Linked DNA regions of Mus musculus: all the other regions are linked to region 2. A link is a loop called in an ENCODE intact Hi-C map of the cell type or tissue named here. Cell type or tissue: left cerebral cortex. All regions are shown on one strand. Links, peaks and the distances in the headings refer to the core of each region. The heading gives the core; the rest is flanking DNA.

Evidence for each region. Hi-C counts contacts between places; a loop is a spot of excess contacts. Peaks named below come from ENCODE experiments on the same cell type or tissue, not always from the same donor. Only the 100,000 strongest peaks of a DNase experiment are listed, where the experiment ranks them.
Region 1: it touches region 2 in a loop (8-fold over the local background); 6 of 42 quality-filtered maps call a loop at or near these places.
Region 3: a loop joins it to region 2, with 3 times the contacts of the local background. A loop is called at or near these places in 2 of 42 quality-filtered maps.

The regions. Positions count from the first base shown.
Region 1 is chr2:168,329,876-168,332,375 of GRCm38, reverse strand. All of the region lies in intron 1 of Gm33262 (a long non-coding RNA gene), which reads right to left. Among named protein-coding and RNA genes, the nearest start is that of Gm22704, 4.6 kb to the left of the region's middle. In left cerebral cortex, for the core only: a CTCF peak has its summit at 1,521; DNase peaks (open chromatin) are centred at 1,545 and 1,861; H3K27ac peaks cover 435 bases.
Region 2 is chr2:168,439,211-168,443,802 of GRCm38, reverse strand. It overlaps Gm33413 (a long non-coding RNA gene), which reads right to left and starts at 4,284. Exons shown (of 4, transcript XR_867021.1): 1 at 4,197-4,284; 2 at 2,499-3,479; 3 at 2,217-2,262; 4 at 1,398-1,906. In left cerebral cortex, for the core only: a CTCF peak has its summit at 2,099 (motif pointing left); a DNase peak (open chromatin) is centred at 2,706; H3K27ac peaks cover 1,232 bases.
Region 3 is chr2:168,379,843-168,382,342 of GRCm38, reverse strand. All of the region lies in intron 1 of Gm33262 (a long non-coding RNA gene), which reads right to left. Among named protein-coding and RNA genes, the nearest start is that of Gm39992, 22 kb to the left of the region's middle. In left cerebral cortex, for the core only: no CTCF peak of the experiment used is centred there; a DNase peak (open chromatin) is centred at 1,533.

The DNA.
Region 1 (2,500 bases), core at 1-2,500, 110 kb after region 2:
GTTTTGTTTTGTTGTTTCTTTTTTTCCCTTATGAATATTGATGCTTTCTTTTTTAATTTATTAGATATTTTCTTTATTTACATTTCAAATGTTATCTCCTTTCCTAGTTTTCCCTCCGAAAATCCCCTATCTTCTCCCCCCTCCTCCTGCTCCTCAACCCTGCTTCCTGGCCCTGGCAGTCCCCTATAATGGGGCATAAAGCCTTCACAGGACCAAGGGCCTCTCCTCCCATTGATGACCAACTAGGCCATCCTCTGCTACATATGCAACTAGAGCCACGAGTCCCTCCATGTGTTTTCTTTGATTGGTGGTTTAGTCCCAGGGAGCTCTGGGTTTACTGGTTAGTTCATATTGTTGTTCCTCCTAGGGGGCTGCAAACCCCTTCAGCTCCTCGGGTACTTTCTCTAGCTCCTTCATTGGGGACCCTGTGCTCCATCTAATGGATGACTGTGAGCATACACTTGTGTATTTGTCAGGCACTGGCAGAGCCTCTCAGGAGACAGCTATATCAGGCTCCTGTCAGCAAGCTCTTGTTGGCATCTGCAATAGTGTCTGGGTTTGGTGGCTGTTTATGGGATGGATCCCCAGGTGGGGCAGTCTCTGGATGGTCATTCCTTCAGTCTCTGCTCCCAACTTCGTCTCTGTAACTCCTTTGTTTTGTTTCTAAAACATGGCTCCAGAGTCAAGTCCTCCCTCTCCTTCCATGTGGCTTTGGGACTCCAAGCACACTTTGAGCCTCCCATCTGTAAAATGGCTGTATTAAGAATGTGCTCCCCTGGGGCCTTGCTGAGGGGTGTGGTTTTGTTTGGTGGAAGCAGGACACAGGGAGAATGCTAAATGGTTGAGGTGGGTGAAGGAATGAGCTGCAGGAGCCTGAAAGAGCTTGCTCATGGGGCCTGGTGGCAGGGCTGGGGCCATGTGCCATTGTGAGGATGTCTGTGCAAGACCTGCTACTGCCAAGGCATTTGACACACGCTATACACGGAGCAATAGCTACCATTTACCAAGCACCAGCTTTATGCGAAGTGCTTAGGAGTAGACATGGCAGGCTAGCTGCTGACATGGGATCCCAGAGACAGCCAGAGGCAGAGCTGCTGTGAACCCAGGAAGCCCAGTGGGTGGGCAGGAGCTGGGTCCGAGTGAGAGAGAGAGTAGCTGGTGATGATTGAGCAAGTTACTGATTGGTTGAGGGAAGGGTTCAGACAAAGGCTTATACTTTAGCCCAGGTTAGAATGGAACTCAAGATGTAGCCCAGGCTAGCTTCAAACCTGTGGCAACTTTCCTGCCTCAGCTCCAGGAGTACCAACCAAGAGTACAGCTGTGAGCCACCACATTGGCTTTTGGCAGGTTCTTAAATCACAGAGGCAGCCAGGGTAGATGTTGGCCTTAATGCAAGGGTTTATTCCAGGAAGCTGTGTAGTTCTTAGTGCCTGGGCTCTTCCTGATTCCCCACAGCACCACTCTCTGCATTTGGGTCGTCTTCTGCACACACCAAGAAGAAAGTCTGCCATCTGCTTGGCACTTGGGGGTTTACAGTGAGCTTTTCCATCCATCAAAGTTAGACAAAAACTGAATCTGTGAAACTGTTATGTCAGAGACAATTAAAACAGCTTTCAAGGGATGAGGAGCCCAAGGGCCTGGTGGACCACAGACCTCTGAGTCCTAGCCAGGCCCTTTTAACTCGGAAAGCCGTAGCCTCAAGAGTGGGTGGCGGGTGGTATGTATTTCAAGACAGTCAGCATCTCCATGGCAATGTGAAGTCACTGCCCCCGTGGACTCTGGGGACAGTAGCTCCCCACTCATTCCACAGAGTGAGACTCCACGGAGCCAAGAGCCCTAGGGTGTAGGCGACGGCTTTTCTCAGTTTCCATGTGGAGATGATCCGGAGGTAGAGAGTGAGTGGGCGTGGATCTGCAAGCAAGGGAAACTTCAAAGGCACTTCTGACAGCCGAGAGCTGAGCGCAGAGAAAAGTTAAAAAAAAAAAAAAGTCTCATGAATGAATTGGGGTGGGCATGAATGGCTGAAGAGCCCTTCCTGTTCTCAGTTGACAAACTGGAACTTGGAATCCGGAGCGATGACAGGACAGTGTGGAGCTTTTTCTGAGGCTGAAAATGGCAGGACATGAATGACACACACCTGCTATCCCAGAGTTTGGGAAACTGAGGCAGGAGGATTATAGGTTCAAGGAGAGCCTGGGCTACGCTATGCCTCAGGAGAAAACGAATTCTGTGTGACCGAGCGATACCAATGCACACACGTGTAGGTAGGAGAGCTGCCTCCCAGCTCAGTGGGTCACCACGTTTAGCAATTCTTTATGTTTCCAACTAGGTAGAAAAACAGAACAGGATTTTAAACTCAACAGGAAATATGATTTATACTAAGGTGAGGCTTACTCATCCTGACTTGATCCTAACAAATTCTTTACATTACTGAAATACTATACTTTACTCCATAAATATGTACATTAAGTGTGAACTAAATTGTTTTTATTATTTTATT
Region 2 (4,592 bases), core at 1,116-3,615:
AGTCTTAAGCATAAACGTGGAGAGAATCCATTCTCCGTGACCACACGCTAGCATCCTCCAAACCCCTCCATTCCTCTCCAGCCTGATTGGCTCTCCTGGTGTTACAGCTTAGCTCCAGATGGGAAGCATTTTTTCATTGCTATAATAAAACACCTGAGGCTGAGCCCTTTAAAGAGAAAAGGGGTTGGGGTGGTGCCTGGTGAGATGACTCGGTGGTAAAGATGCTTCCCACTGGACCCAAGTTCAGTCTCCAGGATCCACGTGATGAAGAAAACTGACTCCTGCAAGTTGTCCTCTGACCATCACATGTGTTCCATGGCACATGTTCATGTGTGTACACGTATATGTATGTGTCTATGTATATGAAGTATATGTATATGTATACACAGGGTGGGGAAGGAAATAGACCTGGAATGATCTTTGAAACCTCAAAGCCCACTCGCAGTGACACACATGTTCCCACAGCATTGACCACGCCGTGTGCCTGCAGTGGGGCCCCAGAGCACAGGGACCAGGCTGGGTGGGGGTGGGGGACAGAGAGCTGGTGAGGCAGCTGTCCCAGCTTCCTGTTGCCCCGAGAAAGGTTGTCACAACTGTAACCCAACTTCAGGAGGGAGAAGAGGAGGAAGGGGAGGAGCGAGAGAGAAGAAAGGGAAGGAGGAAAGGGAACAGAGAGAGGATGAGAAAGGGAAGGAAAAGGGGTAGGGAAAAGGAAGGGGAAGAAAGAGGGGAGGAGGGGGCTGGTGAGATGGCTCAGTGGTTAAGAGTGCCGACTGTTCTTCCAAAGGTCCTAAGTTCAAATCCCAGTAACCACATGGTGGCTCACAACCATCCATAACAAAAATCTGATGCCCTCTTCTGGTGTGTCTGAAGACAGCTACAGTGTGCTTACATATAATAAATAAATAAATAAATAAATAAATATTTTTTAAAAAAAAAGAGGGGAGAAAAAAACGGGAGGAGGAGGGAGGAGAGGAGGAAGGGGAGGAGAAAGGGGAAGAAGGGAGGGGGAAAGAAAGGGGAGGAGGACAGAGGTAGGGGAGGAGGACAGAGGAAGGGGAGGAGGGAAGGTATGGGAGCCAATGTAGCCCTGAGTGACTATGCATTGTTGACACAGGCAAGGCCATGCCACCAACCAAGGCCTTGTGTCCAGTGGGACACTGGCACCCCTGGGTCAGGCTTGGGAAAAGCCAAGCTCTCCCTTGGTCCTAGAATCAGTGTTTATGAATATTAAAGAGTCTTAGAGTTCAGCTATTGTGAATAGACACCATGACCACAGCAACTCTTATGAAGGCAAACGTTTCATTGGAGCTGGCTTACAGATTCAGAGGTTTAGTCTATTATCATCATAGCAGGAAGCATGGCAGCATCCAGGCAGACATGGTGCTGGAGAAGGAGCTGAGAGTTCTGCATCTTGATTCAAAGGCAACCAGGAGAGATTGCGGTCCTCGGGCAGCTAGGAGGAAGTTCTCTTCCACAATGGGTGGAATCTGAGCATAGGAAGAGACCTCGAAGCCCACCTCCACGGCGACACACTTCCTCCAACAAGGCCACACCTCCTAACAGTGCCACTCCCTATGGGCCAAGCATATTCAAACCACCACAACCAGTATAGGGGGAAAGAAAAAAGAAAAAAAGAAAAAAAACCTAGACATTGCAGCTTCCTCCTCTGGGACGTTGTATCCCCAGACGACCCATCTACAGAGACCTCTCCTGCAAGTTTAGGTGACTCCACCGCTGTACACTCTGAGGTTCCAGTTTGCAGGTTGCTGTGGTTGGTGTGGTTCCGTCAGAGTGCGCACAGCCCCCCTGACCCCAGCTCTCCTTCATTTACTTACCACCCCAGTCGGGCTTCCAGACCCCTCCATGCAGATCATTACAGGAGGGCGAAGCAGCAGCCGCTAGTCTGGGGAAAGATGAAGTCAGTTCGCCAGGTCCCCAGGCAGATTTTGAACTTTGTGGTCTAGCTCTCCACCTTCAGGATGTCATTATTGCCTAGGTGACTCAGTTCTCCTTTCAAGAGCGCTCATCTCTAGCTCCCCACCCCATGTTCTTCTGCGACCCCCTCATCCCTTCACTGACATTGGCGCCCTCTTCTGGTCTCCACAAGCGCTGCACGCACATGCTGAAGATAGCGCCCAGGATTTCATGACAGCCAGGCAAGCGCCCTACCCACTGAGCGGTATCTTGGCTTTTCTTACATTGGAATCACCCACCTGATTATAGAATAGAATACGCTGATTGGCCAGGATCACTCTCCACCTAAGAGACTCGGTTTAGGCGGGGCAACCACCATCAGTAAGTACCTCCAGGGCCCTGAGGTCTTATCTTCAAGAGGGGCTAGGCAGAAACCTCAAGACCCATCCACCATGCCAAGAGTCCCTTTCTGACTCGTCTCCTAAACCGAGCTCAGCTGGGGAAGCTTGAGTTTGTGCCCAGAATGGGATTTCCCACGCAGAGCCACCAAAGCACCCACCCATGCAGGACCCAGGAGACACCTGCGGTGGCAATGTGGGCTCAGCCTTCAGTGCTCCGCGCAGATGCTGTGAGGTCTCACGGGTCCTCTGCCGTGGAACCTCATGGAGGAGCTGCCTGTGGTGGCGTTTGTGGGATGAAGCCAGCATGTGCATTTGGAGATAGCAGCCGATTCCATCTCAAGGATAAAAAAGGAAGGCGCGAAGGAAATGACATTTACGTGCTAGGAAAACCATCCCGCTCCAAACTGCCTCAGAGGAGGGAGCGGGGAGGTGGGCGGTGCCTCCCCCGCCTCCGGGCTGAGGAGCATCTGCTGGGCCGCCAGCCTGGCAGCAGGGCCGGTTCCATCCCAGTGCCCAGGGCCACCCCCACCTCCATCTGCTGCAAGATGGAAATACCAGCCTGTGTGCTCACAGAAACGGGGAGGGAAAAACAGTGTCTGGAAGGGAAGGGGTGCTAAGGTTTACTCCTGGGGTTCTGTTGGGAGCAGCCTAGCGGTACCTGGTCACCCTGTGCTGGGGAGAGGCCAGGCCTGGAGGCTGTGGGGAGCTGCCTACCCTAGCAGGCTATTTACACATGGACTCAGTCACCAAGCTGAGTCTCAAGTTTCCTTATCTGTAGAATAGAGCCAAGCCTCTCCTCTGGGCAGTTGTAGAAATGCAGGCATGCACAACTCCCTGGAGCCAGTGATCAAGGACATGAACCTTCATCTCTGCCCTTAACACCCCCACCCCACCCCGAAAAGGAATGGGTGACTGTAGTGTTTGAACGAGAATGGCTCCCACGGGCTCATATGTTTGAATACTTGGTTCCGGTTGGTGGAACTGTCTGGGAAGGACGAGGAGGTGTGGTCTTGTTGGAGGAGGTGTGTCATTGTGGAAGGGCTTTCAGGTTTCAAAGACTGGTACCATTCTCCGTGTTCCCTCCTGCTTTCAGATCCAGATGTGAGCTCTCAGCTGTTCTTGCTGCCATGTCTTTGCTTCACCGGCATGGACTCCAGTCTTCTGAAACCATAAGCCCAATTAAATGTTTCCTTTTATAAATTGCCTTGGTCATGGTGCGCTGTCCCAACAACAGAATAGTAACTAAGACAGTGGCTAGTTACTCATGCAGTAATTGTTACAACTGAGGCTCCCCCATGCCGGAGACCACCACATATACAGCTGGTGTCTAAAACCAGCCACAGTCCCCTGGGATCCTAAACTCCAGCAGCCCCACCTCATTGCTCATTTCTGGAGTCCACCATTCCTCCTGTCATCCCAGCTCTGACCTCGACCAACTCTCTTTGTTTCAAGTGTTGCTTCCTCAGGGAAGCCTCTAAGCTCACTAACCGCACTACTGCAATCTCTCCTGGCTCCTCTCTCCCAAACCACTGCTGATATATATCCGGCTGGTGATTGATTTATTAAAACAAAATCTCCTGTACCCCAGGCTCACAAGAACTTGATAGGTAGCCAAAGAGAACTTCTGACTACTCCCCACTTCTACCTCCCCAGTGCTGGGATAACAGGCCACCATGCCACCATGCCACCATGCCTGGTTTAAGAACCATAGGGATTAAATGGAGACTTTGTGCATGCCAGGCACTACCAACAGTCACATCCCCAGCCATCCCAGCTAGTTCTCTGAGCAGCCTCATTCCTCGCCTGAGGCAACATGACACAATCAGTCACTTGCCGCTCAATTGTTCCCAATTCAGAGCAAGCACAGGTCTCACCCACCAAGACCCAGGTAGAAGCAGCCAGTGGAACCCCAGGGGTGAGGAGTGCCTGTCAGAGAAGTCTCTGTCTCCAAATTCCCAGCTTTTCCTGGGACAAAGCCTGGGCAGGCTTTTACTATTCTTTCCCCCGCCATAAAAGACCACAAAAATTACAGATCCAGGCAGCTTGCAAGAGCTTTTGTCCCAGAAGACCAGCTCCTCCCTCACAAAGAGCCCTCTGGAGGAAGTTGCCTGCTGTGAGGACCCAGGAGAGAAACGTGAGTTTTGGGCTGCCTGCCTGTCTGGAGGAGAAGCAGCCTTCTTTGAGAAGCCAAACATCTTCAGCATGCAGGCGTCGCCCACCAGCCATCTGCCCCAGGTTGAGTTTGGCCTGCCTCTTGGGAGCCAAGAACTCTGA
Region 3 (2,500 bases), core at 1-2,500, 60 kb after region 2:
CTTGTGCATGGGTCATACCCACATTACACCCTAGAATTCCTGTGTTCCTGCCAGGCTTCACAACATCACAGGCTACTGTGAGGAGCACTGGAGACCTCACACAAGATTCTACTGTCTGATAGTCCGGAGAAGCTGTGAAGCCCAAGCTGCCGAGCCCTGGTGAGTGGGACTGGGGACAAATGGCTGCAGTTTTCTTGCACACTTAGCACCCATGCTGTCAGGGCCTAAGGTGACTCTCTGCAGGACGTTGGCTGTGCACACATTTTGAGATGTTTAGATGTCTACCGATACAACAAATCAGAGGATCTCTACACACTGTGAGGACCTGTCATGGCCCTCACTTCAGAGGGGAGAAGTGGAGACCAGGGAAAGGCTGGAATACGAACATAGTCGATTCCATTCTGCCCTGCTTTCCCAACCAACCTGCTGGCTCCCCACCACTGACTCTTTCTTAATAAGAGAGTGTGTAGATTTTACATCCTGACTGTTAGAAATAAAGGCTGCGTGTATCAGCTTCCCTTGCAGCTAGCAGTGACCATATGACTACGTGCTGACCAACTAGGATGTCAGTAAACGTGTGAGTAACTTGTGGGGCACAGGTGGATGCCAGAACTGAAATGCAGCTATGACGGCAGGAGCTGCAACAGTCCTTTTGGGTAAAGCAGTGACTGTCCTGGTTGCTTGTCAGCGTGACATAAGCTCGAGTCACCTGGAAAGAAAAACACCTCAATTGAGGAATTGCCACATTAGATTGGACTGTAGGAGGTCTGTGTAGGCATTTTTGTTGTTGTTGTTGTTTTAATTAATGATGGATGTGGGAGGGCCCAGCTCTCTGTGGGTGGGGCCAGCCCTGGGCAGGTGGCCCTGGGATATAAAAGAAAGCAAACTAAGCAAGCCACGAGGAGCAAGCCAGTAAGCAGCACCCCTCCACGGCCTCTGCATCAGCTCCTGCCTCCAGATTCCTGCCTTGAGCTCCTGCCCTGACTTTTCTCAGTGATGGAGAGTGACCTGGAAGTGTAGGCTGAAATAAGCCTTTGCTTCTCCATGTTGCTTTGGTCACAGTCTTCATCACAGCAAAAGAAGCCTAACTAAGACAGCGACCTTGGAAAATGGAAGCCATGTAGAATACAATGATAGGTTGGGAAAGCCCTGGATCCCTAGGGCACATCGCAAAGCAGGATTACACAACCAGCCCTGCACTGCCTCCCTTTGGACTCTTTCCTACAGGAGAAATGACCTCTGCTTGTCCGAAGCTGCTTTCCTTGGGTCTGTTTGTCACAGCCTGGAGGTTTTATACTTAATAAATGTCACAACAAGGAAGGGGTTTCAACAGCCTACTCTTAGAGAACAAGCCCCTTGTTTTCTTGGAAACAGAACACCTGGCTCACAGTGGTGCTATGGAAGTTGAGAGGCAGCTGAGTTGGTGCTCACAGGTGGCACTTTGTAAACACCCTACTCTCTCAGGTGGGCCTGTCTCTGCATCTGCAATACCCGCCACCCACGAGCCATCTGGCTCCTCTGACAGCATCAATTAACAGATTGCTTCCTGCAAGCCAGATCCTCCCCAAGAATTACAAAGCAAAATAGAAACAGCCCTCTCAAGTGTGGGGCACGGGTGGATGCCAGATCCAAGCCAGCCAGACTGGCAGATCGTGGGCTCCTTCCTCCCTGAGCGCACCTGACAATTTGGGACTCACCAAGGGTACAGCAGGGAGTTGAAAACAAGCCCAAGCTGGGCAGTGCTTACTCAAGGAGGGGTGGGAGAGAAAGGACAGCTCCTGGCAGGGACACATTGGACAAGCAGGGAAGGTGGCACCGAACAGCAGCAAGAACTGACGTTTCTGGAACTGTCTCCAACATTGATGGGACCCCAGAGTCACAGTGTAGGCCCAGTGACAGGATCCTGCAGCAGTGACAGGACTTCCTTCTCATTCACATAAGCTGGAGCCCTTCTGTGAGCGCCGTTCCCAGCTCTGATTCCACCTGACCTCTTCCTGCGTGGCTTTTTAAAAATTATGTTTAATTTTACTTATGTGGATGGATGTTATACCCATATGTGCACTGTGTGCTCCCGGTACCCTTGGAGGCCTGAAGTGGGCATCAGATCCTCTAAGAACTGGAGTTACAGGTGGTTGTGAGCCATGTGGGTACTGAGACTGGAACCTGGATCCTTTGTAAGAGCAGCAAGTGCTAGGGGAGCCATTCCCCTAGCCGTATTCCCAGGTGGCTTTTGAGGGCTAGGTCAATGTGCAACGCTGACCACTGATCCTAACTGCCCTCTCCGTTAGCACCAATAGGAAGAGAAGACTTGGTTGGCCCAGCCGAGGGAAGAGCAATGGATTGCATGTCAGTATCCAGACCTTCACTCCTTGTTTCTGACAGGGCAGGAAGTGTGTGTGTTTACACTGGGTGGCTGATATTTATGGAGACTTACCTGTGTGTGCCAGGAACTCACTTATATCTTTCAGAAACCTCTTATTTCTATGTCACCAAGAAGGAA